2 separate regions of the Homo sapiens genome follow, and region 1 is linked to region 2. A link is a contact called in ENCODE Hi-C data. All regions are on one chromosome and are shown on one strand. Each heading gives the region's core, a stretch centred on a gene start or an enhancer-like site at or near the end of the contact. The rest is flanking DNA. Distances are from core to core; before and after follow the strand shown. Region 1 holds the start of RNF32 (ring finger protein 32). Region 2 has its middle 73 kb from the start of SHH.

Region 1 (5,787 bases), core at 2,676-5,175, 760 kb after region 2:
GATACTAAAATGTGAGAAGGATATTGAACTAAGAACCATTCTGACCCTGCCTAGGCTTTCATTAGTGCAGTGTTTAGAGACTAGGCAGGTGGGCAAATTCAAATATTATGGGTATGATACATTAAGAATCCATAGGCCAGGCACGGTGGTTCACGCCTGTAATCCCAGCACTTTGGGAGGCCGAGGCAGGCGGATCACCTGAGGTCAGAAGTTCAAGACCAGCCTGGCCAACATAGCGAAACCCCGACTCTACTAAAAAATACAAAAATTAGCTAAGCGTGGTGACGGGCACCTGTAATCCCAGCTATTCGGGAGGCTAAGACAGGAGAATTACTTGATCCTGGGAGGCAGAAGTTGCAGTGAGCCGAGATGGCGCCACTGCATTCCAGCCTGGGCAACAGAGACTCTGTCTCAAAATAAATAAATAAATAAATAAATAAATAAATAAATAAATAAATAAATAAAAATACAGGGCCAGCACTAGTATCCAATATCATGATCTCTAGTGTCATCATGAAGAAAACCCCATCTTCCACAAGCTGGACTCCAACTGCCTATTCTAGTATTTGAACACTTTCTGTGAATTGCGCTCTACACAAGCAAAATATAAGATTTTCCCTTCATATCAATGTCTTCCACTTAAATAGTCCGCTATTGCCATCCATCTTGGGCTGCTCTTCCTTGGATAAGCACAGGTATCATCACTCTTTTTGTGATAATGTTTATACAACAGATCTCTTAGAGTACCACCCGCAGCTTTCTTCTTAAGCACAGTGGAGTACAGAAGTGCATCTTAATCAGCCAAGTACACTGGTGCCCTTCTCCTTGTGACTAAGCACCTCAACATCCTTAACATCATGCACCTCTAATTTTCTCTTCCGTCTCCACTATTCCTAGGACATTCAATTAGTGGTTTTGAAATTCTAAAACAATCATGTGGGTGCTTACACAAATGGCACTGAACAGCACCATGGAGAATGTACTCAATAGCAGTTTTCTGAAGATGTAAACATGCTTTGTATACATGCAGTTTCTCAGGCCCATCTCAAAAAAACAAAAAAACTTTTTTAAAACAAAAGGCATAATGTTAAAATACAAATCATTGATAACATGGTTTTGGGGACAAGATAGGTTGACTATATTTTTAATTATCCCTATCCAAGAATGTTGCATTCTGATCATCTAACTCATTTCAACAGAACACACTATCTTGAAGAATGAATGTATTCTTCAAATATCAACTATGTTAGCTTTGTTTTTGTCAAGAATTAGAAAGCAATAAGGTTAAATTTTCAGTCAAGCCTATACTTAACACAAATCGATTGCACATTTCAAAATAGCTAGAATAATTTGAATGTTCCTAGTGTAAATAGAAGATAAATATTTAAGGGGATGGATATCCCAATTACCCTGATTTGATTTTATGAATTTATCGAATTATCACGTTATCCAAAAACATGTTCATCTAATATGTATCAATAAAAAATAAATTTAAAAATAAAAAATTCACAATATTCTTCGTGGCTAACTGAAGAATGACCAATTTATTTTGAATAGAAAACATGCAGACAGAAAAACTATCATGAAAATTTAAACATGTGAACAGAGGGTAGGAATTTTAAAACGGTAATTTTTCTTAGAACTTTAAAGTTCAAGAAAAATACCTTAAAACCAACATAAAGAATAGCAGGCACTGTACTAAGCAGTTCACCCACAGTATCATGTTTTAATCTCACCACAGCCATAAGGCGGTAATAGCATGCATAGATATCATTCCAATTTTTCCTGTTGCAAGTAACAGAAAACCAGACCCCATCTGGCTGAAGCCAGTAAGAGAAAAGACTAACAGGAGGGCCAGCCTCAGGACTCAAATACGTCACCAGGACATGGGTTGCGTCCCAGTCTCAGCTCTGCCAGTTCCTGTAGAACCCTCCTTCCAAGGTTCACAGGGTGGCTACCATAGCTTCAGGCCCTCACCTCATGATAAGACAGCAATACAACTGCCATTTCATGTCTGTTGCTGTTTCTACATTCAGTTAGAATTAAATAAATTTTCCAGTAGCACCCACAAAAATACTGAGTCCACCTGGTTGGCCTACCTAGATATATCGCCAGCCCTGATCAAGTCACTGGTCACGGGCCTGGATTTTCTGGTTCGCTTAGGCTAATCATACGTCCCATCCCAGGACTGAAGAAGTACCAGGGCTGTTGCTGGAGAGTGGCTAATGTCCCCTTTACAAATAAGGAGCTCATGGTTTAGGAAGATGAGCTTGCCAAAAATCACACACTTGTAAAATAAGTCAAAATTTGAACTTAAGTCTACTTATCTGAGCCCAAAGTCTTACAACCATTTATGGCTGTTATCCTAACACCTACGTCGCGGAACGGAAGAGTCCTAAGACTGCAAAGACCCTTCCTTTTCTTCTAGATCCAGTCTAAGTTGGTTGGTAATTTCTTTAGACCCTGCTTTCAGGGAAGTTTAAAAAAAATTACTTGCATTTGTATATTTTCCTTGTATTTTCGGCCAAATTTCTTCTAATTAAAGTACAACATAAGTTGAACCAACACAATAATTGTCATATTAAGAAAAGATAAAACAAACTTTACTCATTTCTGCTTCTGGGCATGGAGTGTGAGGGACCAGACTTAAGTTCTCAAACAACTACAAAATCAGACCAAAAAATACAATGGTTTCCAGGCACCGGACGACAGGCAGTGCAGGGCTGTGATCCTTAAGAGAAGGGAAGCAGCGAGCCAGAGTATCCAGGCCACAACCCAAATGGAGGCCAAGAGAGGAACAGCAGAGGATACAGAGGGAGGGTTCCAGGGGCCAAGACGCAATCCGAGGGGAAGCCCTTCCGGGGAGAGCTGGAGTCCTGGGGTGGCCTTCTCGAGTCTTCCCGAGCAGGTCTGTGCAGCGAGGAAACATCCGAGGCTGGAGTGAGCCACGCGGAGGAGGAAGAACAGCCCGAGCTCACAGGGGCGGGGAAGAGTTCTAGCTCGCGACAGCCCCTGGGAGGAACCCTGCACTATTTGTGGCGTCGAGTAAAGCACCGGAAGGCTCTGCTCAGGAGCGTGAACGACACCGCCCGCTGCAAGCCTGGAAAGGAACGCGTTGCCTCAATTCACTCCGATGTGTCACACACGCGGCTCAGTCACCTAGGGAGCAGGAAAAGGCCAGCGGGCCACGCAGGGCTCACCCGGGCCTGCATCCAAACGCAAACGGCCAGGCCCACGAAGCAGGAAACACAACCCGCAACGAGAAGCAAAGGGATCCACAGAGAAGGGCCAGGAGTCACGGACGACGCCAGGCAGTCGGCGCCTGCGCTTCCGCGAGCCAAGACGCCTGAGCGGCGCGGGGGGATCGGGGGATCCCCCAGAAAACTGCCCTCGACTAACAGCGCAGCGAAGGGGCGGTGCGCTCGAGACCCTGGAACGGGAACGACCACAGCCACCGCAGGGAAACAACCGGGGCCCAGGCCCAGGTGGGCGGGCGGCTGAGGAGCGTGGCTGCGCCCACAAAGCCGCCGGGGGCTGCGGACTACAGCGAAGCCGGCGCGGGGCTCGGCCCTCACTACACGAGGCCTGGGCGCCTGCACGCCCCCGTGCTTCAGCCCGCGGCTCCCGAACACCCCCGCCAGGCGATCCCCAAAAACGCCCGCTGCGCGAGCCTCGACGGGAACGCACCTGCGTCTAGACGCTGACGCCGTGCGCGGGGCGGGGGCCGGCGAGCATGCGCAGTGTGGTGTGGACAGGGCGTGGTTGGCAAGCATGCGCAATGTGGGCCGGGCGGGGCTGGCGAGCATGCGCAGTATGGGGCGGGGCGGGGCAGGGCTGGTGAGCAAGCCCGCGGGGAGCGAGCGCGGAGGCGGGCGTTGCTACGGCAACGGTGGGCGGCCAGGGAGTTGCCTGAGGGAAAAGGGGCAGACGTCCCTGGGTTCCGGTGTTCGCGGAGGAGTCGAGGCACGGAGAGGCTTCGGGGGAGGGACGGAAAGAAGGGTGGCCCGCCAGGCGGGCGGGGTCCATGGATTCGGGGTGAGGGCCGTCCGCGGCCTCGCTTTCGCCTCCTCCGAGCCGGGCCGGCGATGGCCGCAGCTGTGAGGCGAGGTCGGGTCCCGTAGCGGCGCGCAGCCTCCTTGGGGGACTCGGGGTCCTGGTTAGTTTCCACAGCTCCTTCTATCTGAGGGGTACGAATTTACGGCTGCCTAAAGCCTTAGAACAGTGATCCCACGTCGGTAATTTTAGAACCCGGTAGGACCGGCTGCCATCAGGGGCCCCAGGTGCAGGGTGGTGTCAGCTTTGAGAGGAATTGGAGCCTCGTCACCGCGCGCTTCCTGCATGAGTGGAACCTCAGAAAACGGTCAGCGGGGTTCAGAAGGCAGGAGATAACACCAAGACCCTACGTAGGATTGCATCTTTACGTCGTAGGCTTGGTCTCGTGTATTTTTATTGAGCGTGTTTAATTAGCTGAGGTTACTCGCTTTGGCACCCCAGTGATCGTTTTTGCCACCAAGCTCTGCCTCTTGAGCGTTTAATACTGGGATTTACAAAGCAACGGGTTCCTGTTAATCTTAGCTTTCAATACTGGGCAAGGGTTACGTTTCTAACCCTACCAGTGCCGCAGGCTCATTATATATTGAAGGACTCACCTGGTATTTGGTTTTCTCATTTATAAAGTGGAGTTGGAGTAGGTACTTGAAGGGTTTTCAATACCTTTAAATTCTGAATTTTAAACTCTAAAACTTAATGATACCGTAGGACTTTAAGAGAGTATAGGTTTTAAAAGCTCTTACCTTGATATTAATGACAGTGGTCTACTGTGTAGAAACTTGAGATTAAATTGCAGACTGCAGCTATGACCGGACCATTTTTAGTGTGATGCAAACTGTATCTTCTGCAGGTTATAGGCATTTTGGAAGCAGGAACTGAGAAAATTCTGGCAGTGATCTTTCAGTATTTTAAATTCCACCATTTCTCCAAGTTCAGTTGTCTTGATGAGATACAGGGTGGAACTTATTTCAAACATCTCTTGATGCCAGAATTGAACGGGAACAGAAAAGGGCTGTAGTAAGAACCATCATCAAAGCCTCCAGGACTTGAGCAGCGACTGACGTTTTTACTTCTAACCCTGGATATCTCAGAGATTTGGTTCCACTGTGCTTTTCTATCTCTCCACTCACGCCTTAGTGAGTTTGTTCTTTCGGTTGGAGTAATTTAATACAAGTGTTAGTCCTTAGAAATACATTTTGGATTAATTTCTTTCTATTTTTAGAGTTAGGCCCTCAACACAGTAAGTCTTCACTTAACATCATCCATAGGTTCTTAGAAACTGGAGCTTTAAGCCATGCAGTGTACAAGGAAACCAGTTTCACCATAGGTTAATTGATATAAATAAGAGGAAAGTTCCCACAGCACATTCCTGGTCACAAAAACATCGCCAAACTTCTAAATAAAGACCAAAGCACTTCTAATATGAAACACTGAAGTACATATGAGCTCTACATTTAAGAAATATCATTACCCAATTTCTGGTGAATCCATGAGTGACCGGGTTGTGGAGGGGCTGTGTTAAAGATAATGTTGGCCAAGCCAAAGCTCTGAAGCACCTCCCCCTACCATGCAGTTTCAAAACAAACAGGAGCCACTTCTCAGCCCGCTGGGCCTTTCTTACTGCATCGGGTATTGTCCTGCATCTCTGTGTGAATACCGTATGCTTTACGAGTTTTTATTTGACAATAATTTGTATCCTTTCATTTTCCAACCTGCTTATTCCAGTTCAGGGTGGCA
Region 2 (5,832 bases), core at 2,264-4,763:
AAGCTCTCCCACGACAGCGCTCCCTCCCGAGGCGGGGCAGAGGCGGAGCCCACGGCGGCCACGCGGGCCCTGAAGGAAGGGCTTTCTTCATGTCCTTTCGCCACTGGGAAGGAATGGAGGTGTTTCTGTTTGGAAGGCCCATGGTGTCTCGGATGAAAGACTCTTCACAGGATCACAGCGAGAGGATTTTCTGTCCTAATATGAATCAGAATCTACAATAGAAAGGCAGGAGACAGCCAGGCTTGGGGAGTGTGCCTGTGGTCCCAGCTACTCAGGAGGCTGAGGCGGGAGGGTCGCCTGAGCCCAAGAGGTCAAAGCTGCAGTGAGCTGCTATAGCACCACTGCACTCCAGCCTGGGTGACAGAGCAAGACCCTGACGCCCCCCAACCAAAAAAATAAAAATAAAAAAGAGAGGGGAGAGACTTAAAACCCAATTGTTCTGGCACACTTCTGTAGCCACCCAGGAAACTCAGGGCCCAGGAGGCTGAGCATCTCCATCCGGGCCTCTTGGGGATGTAGGGAACACAGCAGGTCTCCTTGCTCCTGCCCTCTGGCCCACGCTGACTTCACTGCGTGTGTAATAATACCAAATGCATTATTCATCGTGCTTCCATTTATGAAAACCTTTAATTGTGAAATATAAAGCAAACAAAAAATGCATAAAATTCACAGACAGCATAGTGAATAATTGTAAACAACAGTGTGATTCTCCCACTGACTCAGGGAAGCAGGACCCTGCTGTCTCCCCAGAAGTTCTCCTCCCTCCTCGTGAGGAGCCCCATTGCTGACTTCCATGTGGAGCCCTTCCTTGTTTGGCCCTGTAGTTTTGAACAACGCATGTGTCTTTAAAATAGGATTTAGTGTTGCTGTTTTTCAAAGATTATAAAGTGGAATTCCACTGTTGATGTTCTTTTGAGTCATTGATTTTGCTAAACATGATGTTTTTAAGATTAGTCCATGTTGCTGCCTGCAGTTCTAACTTGTTCATTCGATTGCTGTATATGGGTCTGTCTTTCTAAATGTGCCATCATCTTGTACTCATTCTGCATTTGATGGCTATTTGAGTCGTTTCCAGCTCTTAGGAGCATCACTGGTCTGCGTGGCCTGTGTATGGGCCTAAGTGTCTCTAGGCTGTGTTGTCAGCAGTGGAATTGCTGGACCCTAGGATGTGTATTTCCTCAGCTCCCCTAGACAGTCAACTGTTCTCTAAGATGCTTGTACCAATTTTCCCTCTGCTATGGTCTGCATGATTGTTTAACAATACCTGGTGCCCCTCCTGTGAAAGGATTACACATTTCCACCTTGCTGGACCTGAGAGTGGCTGTGTGACTTGCCTGAGTCAATGAAATATGTGTGGCAGTGGCCTGTGTCACTTTGGGGCAGAAGCTCCAAGAGCCAGCACATCACACTCTTTTCCTCGCCCCCGTGATCCTGAAAGCATGCGCAGAGATGGGCAGGCTCCCACCCTGGGTCCCTGAGCAGAGCTCCTGTCTGCCATGGTGGCCAGGCAGAGTAAGCAGGGACAGAAGTGGCTGCTGGACCAGTCCCGTCCCGACCCACCCGCATGCCTAGGCCAGGGCTCGGGTGATCCCTCGCTGCTACTTCCCACGTGGTTTCCAGGCTCCTGTATGGCCTCTGCAGCTCCTCTTCCTGTTCTTGGTATGAGCTGCCCCCAAGACAGTGGGCTGGGGTGTCCTGTTGGTGTCTCTCCTTCCTTCTTGCTTCCTTTCCTGTTTGTCTTTCACTTTCCTGCCCTGTGATTGCATCAGGCCCTGGACTCCTAATGGTGGTGCCCCGTGCTGTATTCCAGGTGATGCCATGGGTGGCCCGTCCGTCCAAGGAATGACCGGTGTGATCTGAGACATAGGCTGGAGGGTGCAAGGGACGCGCTTTCAAGAAAGGGAGTCAAAGAGCCTTCTGCTGGGCCTGGAGGAGGACAGCCCCTCAGTCCCTGTGGGGCTCACTTGACTTCATGAGGTGCCCCATTCATTTCTGTTCCTGCTGGAAATCCTATCTGATTAGGAAAACGTCTAAAGAATTGGATGTCAACAGCAGGTTCTTAGAGGCTGGGTAGCCCTGAAGGTGCTGTGAGGGAGAGGGATTTGCCGGGGGTGGGTGGGTTTGGTTTGAGTGGTCTGGGAAGCTTACTCAGGGGGTTTTGTATTTGTTAAGGAAGACTGCTTTCCAGCCCCCCAGCCCCGCGCTGTGCTCGTCTGCTGCTGGAGCAGAGGCCTGGCCATCCACTCTGGGCGTCCGGAGGCAGAGCTGACATTCAGCAGGGCAGCAAGTGGCTGACAGCAAGGACGGATGGGGAAATGTCAGCTTGCTCAGCACACGGGGCTCTCGGCTACCTACAGGGTAGCTCCTGGTTCTGCCCTTGCTGTGATGTTGGTTTGCGGGAGAGTGTGGGGGACAGCCCTTCCTAGGCACCTGTGCCTGCACCCATTCACCACCTTCTCAGCCCTCGTGGGTGAACAGGTACCAGAGACACTTTCAACAAGGAACAAATAAAACTCTGTCTCTATCAAGAGGGGCTGTCCTAAGGCCTGGCCCCTTCAGGCCGGTTCCCCGGAGCCGGGAGCCCAGTAGCAAAGAGCACACTTGCTGGGAGAGGGTTTCTAAATGGGGTTGTGCCCTTTATGCACAGGCGTGAAGACCCCTGATGTAGTGGCACTGTATGGCACAGGAGGTGAGATGCAGAGGTCACACCACACAGCTAGAGCAACGGGAGACTGAGTTGAGCCCCAGAGGGGGGCCGTGGGTCAGGAAGGGGCAGGCCCCTCGTAGGGCCCCTGGAGCCCGTCACAGAGGCTGGTGGCATTCTCTTGGGTTGACTTCAGCTCTGGACTGCTTGAGGCTTCAGAGGCCACACAGCTGTTGGGCACCTGCTCTGCCTGTGTTCGCCCTTGGTTCCTGCGAATGCCTTGTTGCTGGGTGTGCCTGCGGTGGCAGAAGTGTCGCGGGGATTGCAGTGATGGGGAGACGCTGTGGACTTTCAGGTGCCTCAAAGCTTGTGCAAGGAGGGGGTGTCCCAGGAAGAATGCAGATGGAGGCAGCAGCCATCCTTGTGCTTAAAGTTGGTACAAACCAGAGGGGCCAGGCAGGCCTAGGGACACCTGGCAGGGCCAGGCCGGTGCCACAAGCTCTGGCCAGAGCCTGAGGAGCTGGGCCTTACACGGAGCCTGTGGATGCTGCCTGGAGTCCTGGAAAGCCGTAGGGTGAGGTCGCTCCTTGGCCTCAAATATTTTCCAGCCTAGTCTAGCAGTTCATCCTGTGGCTGAGTCTTCTCAGCGTGGGCCTCTGTGCCCCCTCCTCCGTCCTGGGTGCCCTGTGAGCACGCTGCTTCCTGGAAGACCCATGAATGCTCCTGCACTTCCTGCGGCCCCCAGCCCACACCCAGGAGCTGCCTTTCTTCCCCGAGTGTTTGCTCCCAGCTCTGCCCTGGGTTTGGTAGCTGCTCCATAGAACTGCTTTGTTCTGCGTGGAGCCCGTGTACCGCCCCACCATTGTGGACAAGTCACAAAAGCACAGCCCTGAGTCACCACTGCCTGGCCGGGCCTCCTGCCCTTCCCTTCCCAGGGCTGTGAGCTCATCCCGCCTCCCGTTTCCTCTCGGCACACGCTGGGCTATTCGATGATTAGACTTGTGTTTCTCTTTTGATTCTCTTCTTTTCTCTTCCCTCCTCCTCCCCCATCCTTTTCCTTCTTCCTTTGGCGTTGGTGGGGGCGGGAGGGATGAGGTGTTAGGGAAGTGAGCAAGGCACCCTGAAAACAGCCCCCCGATTCTACACAGTCAGAGTGGGGCCTGTGAGTGCACGCCGGGCAGAAGGGACAGACGTCCTGGGAAGCAGGCTTGGGGGTTTCAGTTCTGGGAAGGAGGTTGGATTGAGTGGCCTTGAAGCTTCCTTCCCTTCCTCAGACACTGAGGGTCCTGGGGAGTTGTGTGGCTTTGCTCATTCCATGGTGAAGATGCTCTGAGGGAGGTGAGTAGCAGAAATCCATGAGTCCCCGTTCATTCATTCACTCATTCATTCACTCATTCATTCACTCTGTCGATATTTATCAGACCCTGTGCTGGACACGGGATGTAGAGTGGGCAACACTGCCCTGTGTCACGGAGGGTGCAGCCTGGTGAGGGAAGCGCATCCCCGTAGGTGACAAACATGGGTAAGCGTGTGCAGACGTGGAGAGGGCGTGGGGTGAGGGAAGTGCATCCCTGTGGGTGAGAAACATGGGTAAGCGTGTGCAGACGTGGAGAGGGCGTGGGGTGAGGGACGCCCACCCCTGTGGGTGAGAAAATGGGCAAGCATGCGCAGACGTGGAGAGGGTGTGGGGGAGCAGAATGTGGTTTTACGGGTGCGATCACAGGGAGGACAGACTGGAATGGAAGGCTTAGCCCGGAGGTGGTCCTGTTCACCTGAGCGAGAGGGCGTCTGCTGGCTCCTTTCCCTGACAAGGCCAACTCGGAGGGCAAGCTGGGAGCCTGGGGTGGGGCTGGCGGGGTGAAGGGGCTCAGAGGGACGCCTGCGTTCTTCATGATCTTCCCATCCAAGACTTGCTGCACGTCGGCTTCTTCCAGGCTCCACATCACGGGCAGACCCATGCAGCTCCGCTGAGGGCGTGCGCCTGGTATGGGTGCCCTGCCGCCACGTACAGCTGAGGGAGGCCGTGGGAGCCTCCCTGGACTCATCTCTGCCTCTGTTTCTTCCCCGTGAGACATGGGAGCTGAGACCTGCCGACTGGCTGTGCTCCTGCAGGGATTGGAAAGGGCTTAACCCAGATTGGCAGAGAGCGCTGAGTGTGACTCCAGCACCCCGGGCGTCCTGATTTTGCGAAGCACTTTGGAGCTGCCAGACCCGCTCAGGGACTGCACAATCGCTCATGCAGCTCGCACAGTCAAGCACGTGGTCCTCGTCCCTGGCCTGGTGTCTCCTCCAGGGACTGCAGTTCCCAGGCCCAGGAAGCCACTCGGTTTCTGCCTGAGAGCGTTCTTTTGACCTCTTCTCTCTGGGTCTCTTCTCCCTCAAGGGCGACCCAGATGGTTCACCCCTGGTCTTCCCCTGTCCTGCCATGGCTGCACTGTGGGCTGGGGGTGGAAGGAATTCCGACTGTGCAGGAGAGAGCTGCGTGGCCAGGTCGGACAGGAGGCGTGCCGAGCCAGGGCTGGAGCTTCTGCACTTGGCTGTGGCTCCCCCGGTGTGGAGGGGTGTCGGCCTGGGCCCCTGGTCTTGAGGGGGCCGGGCAGAGGCGGCAGTGGTGGGGTGTGAGGACTGGGGGCCAGGCCAACCTACCAACCGCCCTTCCAGGGCTGGGCTGCTTTGGCCCTTGCTGTTTTATTATTTTTTAATTTAATTTTAAAAATTGAGCTATGATTCACTTATTATAAAATTCACCATTTAGAAGTGTGCAATTCGTATGTTTTAGTATATTTCAGAGTTGTGCAGTCATCATCATTAGTAAGTCCCAAACATTTTTATCACCGTGAAAGAAACCTTGTGTGCAGTAGCTGTCACTCCTCTATCCTCCCTTCCCCAGTCCATGGCGCCCACAAATCCAGTTTCTGTCTCTGAGGGGTCCCTATTCTGAACACTTCATATTTTCAGGTGGGATCATACAACACGACCAGCCTCTTTGACTTAGCATGTTCTCACGGTTCATCCATGTGGTAGCGTGCATCGGGCCTTCATTCCTTCCCACGGTGGAGTAACAGCCCAGTGCGCGAACAGACTCTATTTTATTGATGCACTTATCTGTGGGTGGACGTGTGGGTTGCATCCTTGTTTTGGGGATTGTGAGTAATGCTGCTGTGAACATTCATGTGCAGGTTGTTCGT

The links. Hi-C counts contacts between places; a loop is a spot of excess contacts on that map.
Region 1: a map of endothelial cell of umbilical vein shows a loop between it and region 2 (2.6-fold over the local background). The contact joins the promoter of RNF32 here to the enhancer-like site in region 2. A Hi-C loop is called at or near these places in 1 of 168 maps with a recorded cell type or tissue (endothelial cell of umbilical vein).

What each region holds. Positions count from the first base shown.
Region 1 is chr7:156,636,849-156,642,635 of GRCh38, forward strand. RNF32 (ring finger protein 32) reads left to right here and starts at 3,926. Exons shown (of 9, transcript NM_030936.4): 1 at 3,926-3,963. It overlaps RNF32-DT (RNF32 divergent transcript), which reads right to left and starts at 3,687. Exons shown (of 4, transcript NR_026865.2): 1 at 2,100-3,687. RefSeq lists an enhancer at 3,357-3,948 and a silencer at 3,517-3,826.
Region 2 is chr7:155,882,183-155,888,014 of GRCh38, forward strand. No RefSeq gene overlaps it. Among named protein-coding and RNA genes, the nearest start is that of SHH, 73 kb to the left of the region's middle. RefSeq lists an enhancer at 3,741-4,940. Within about 2 kb of position 3,514, at least 7 of the 41 ENCODE cell types and tissues checked have a DNase peak (open chromatin) inside an H3K27ac peak, as active enhancers do; they include endothelial cell of umbilical vein, where a contact is called at or near this core.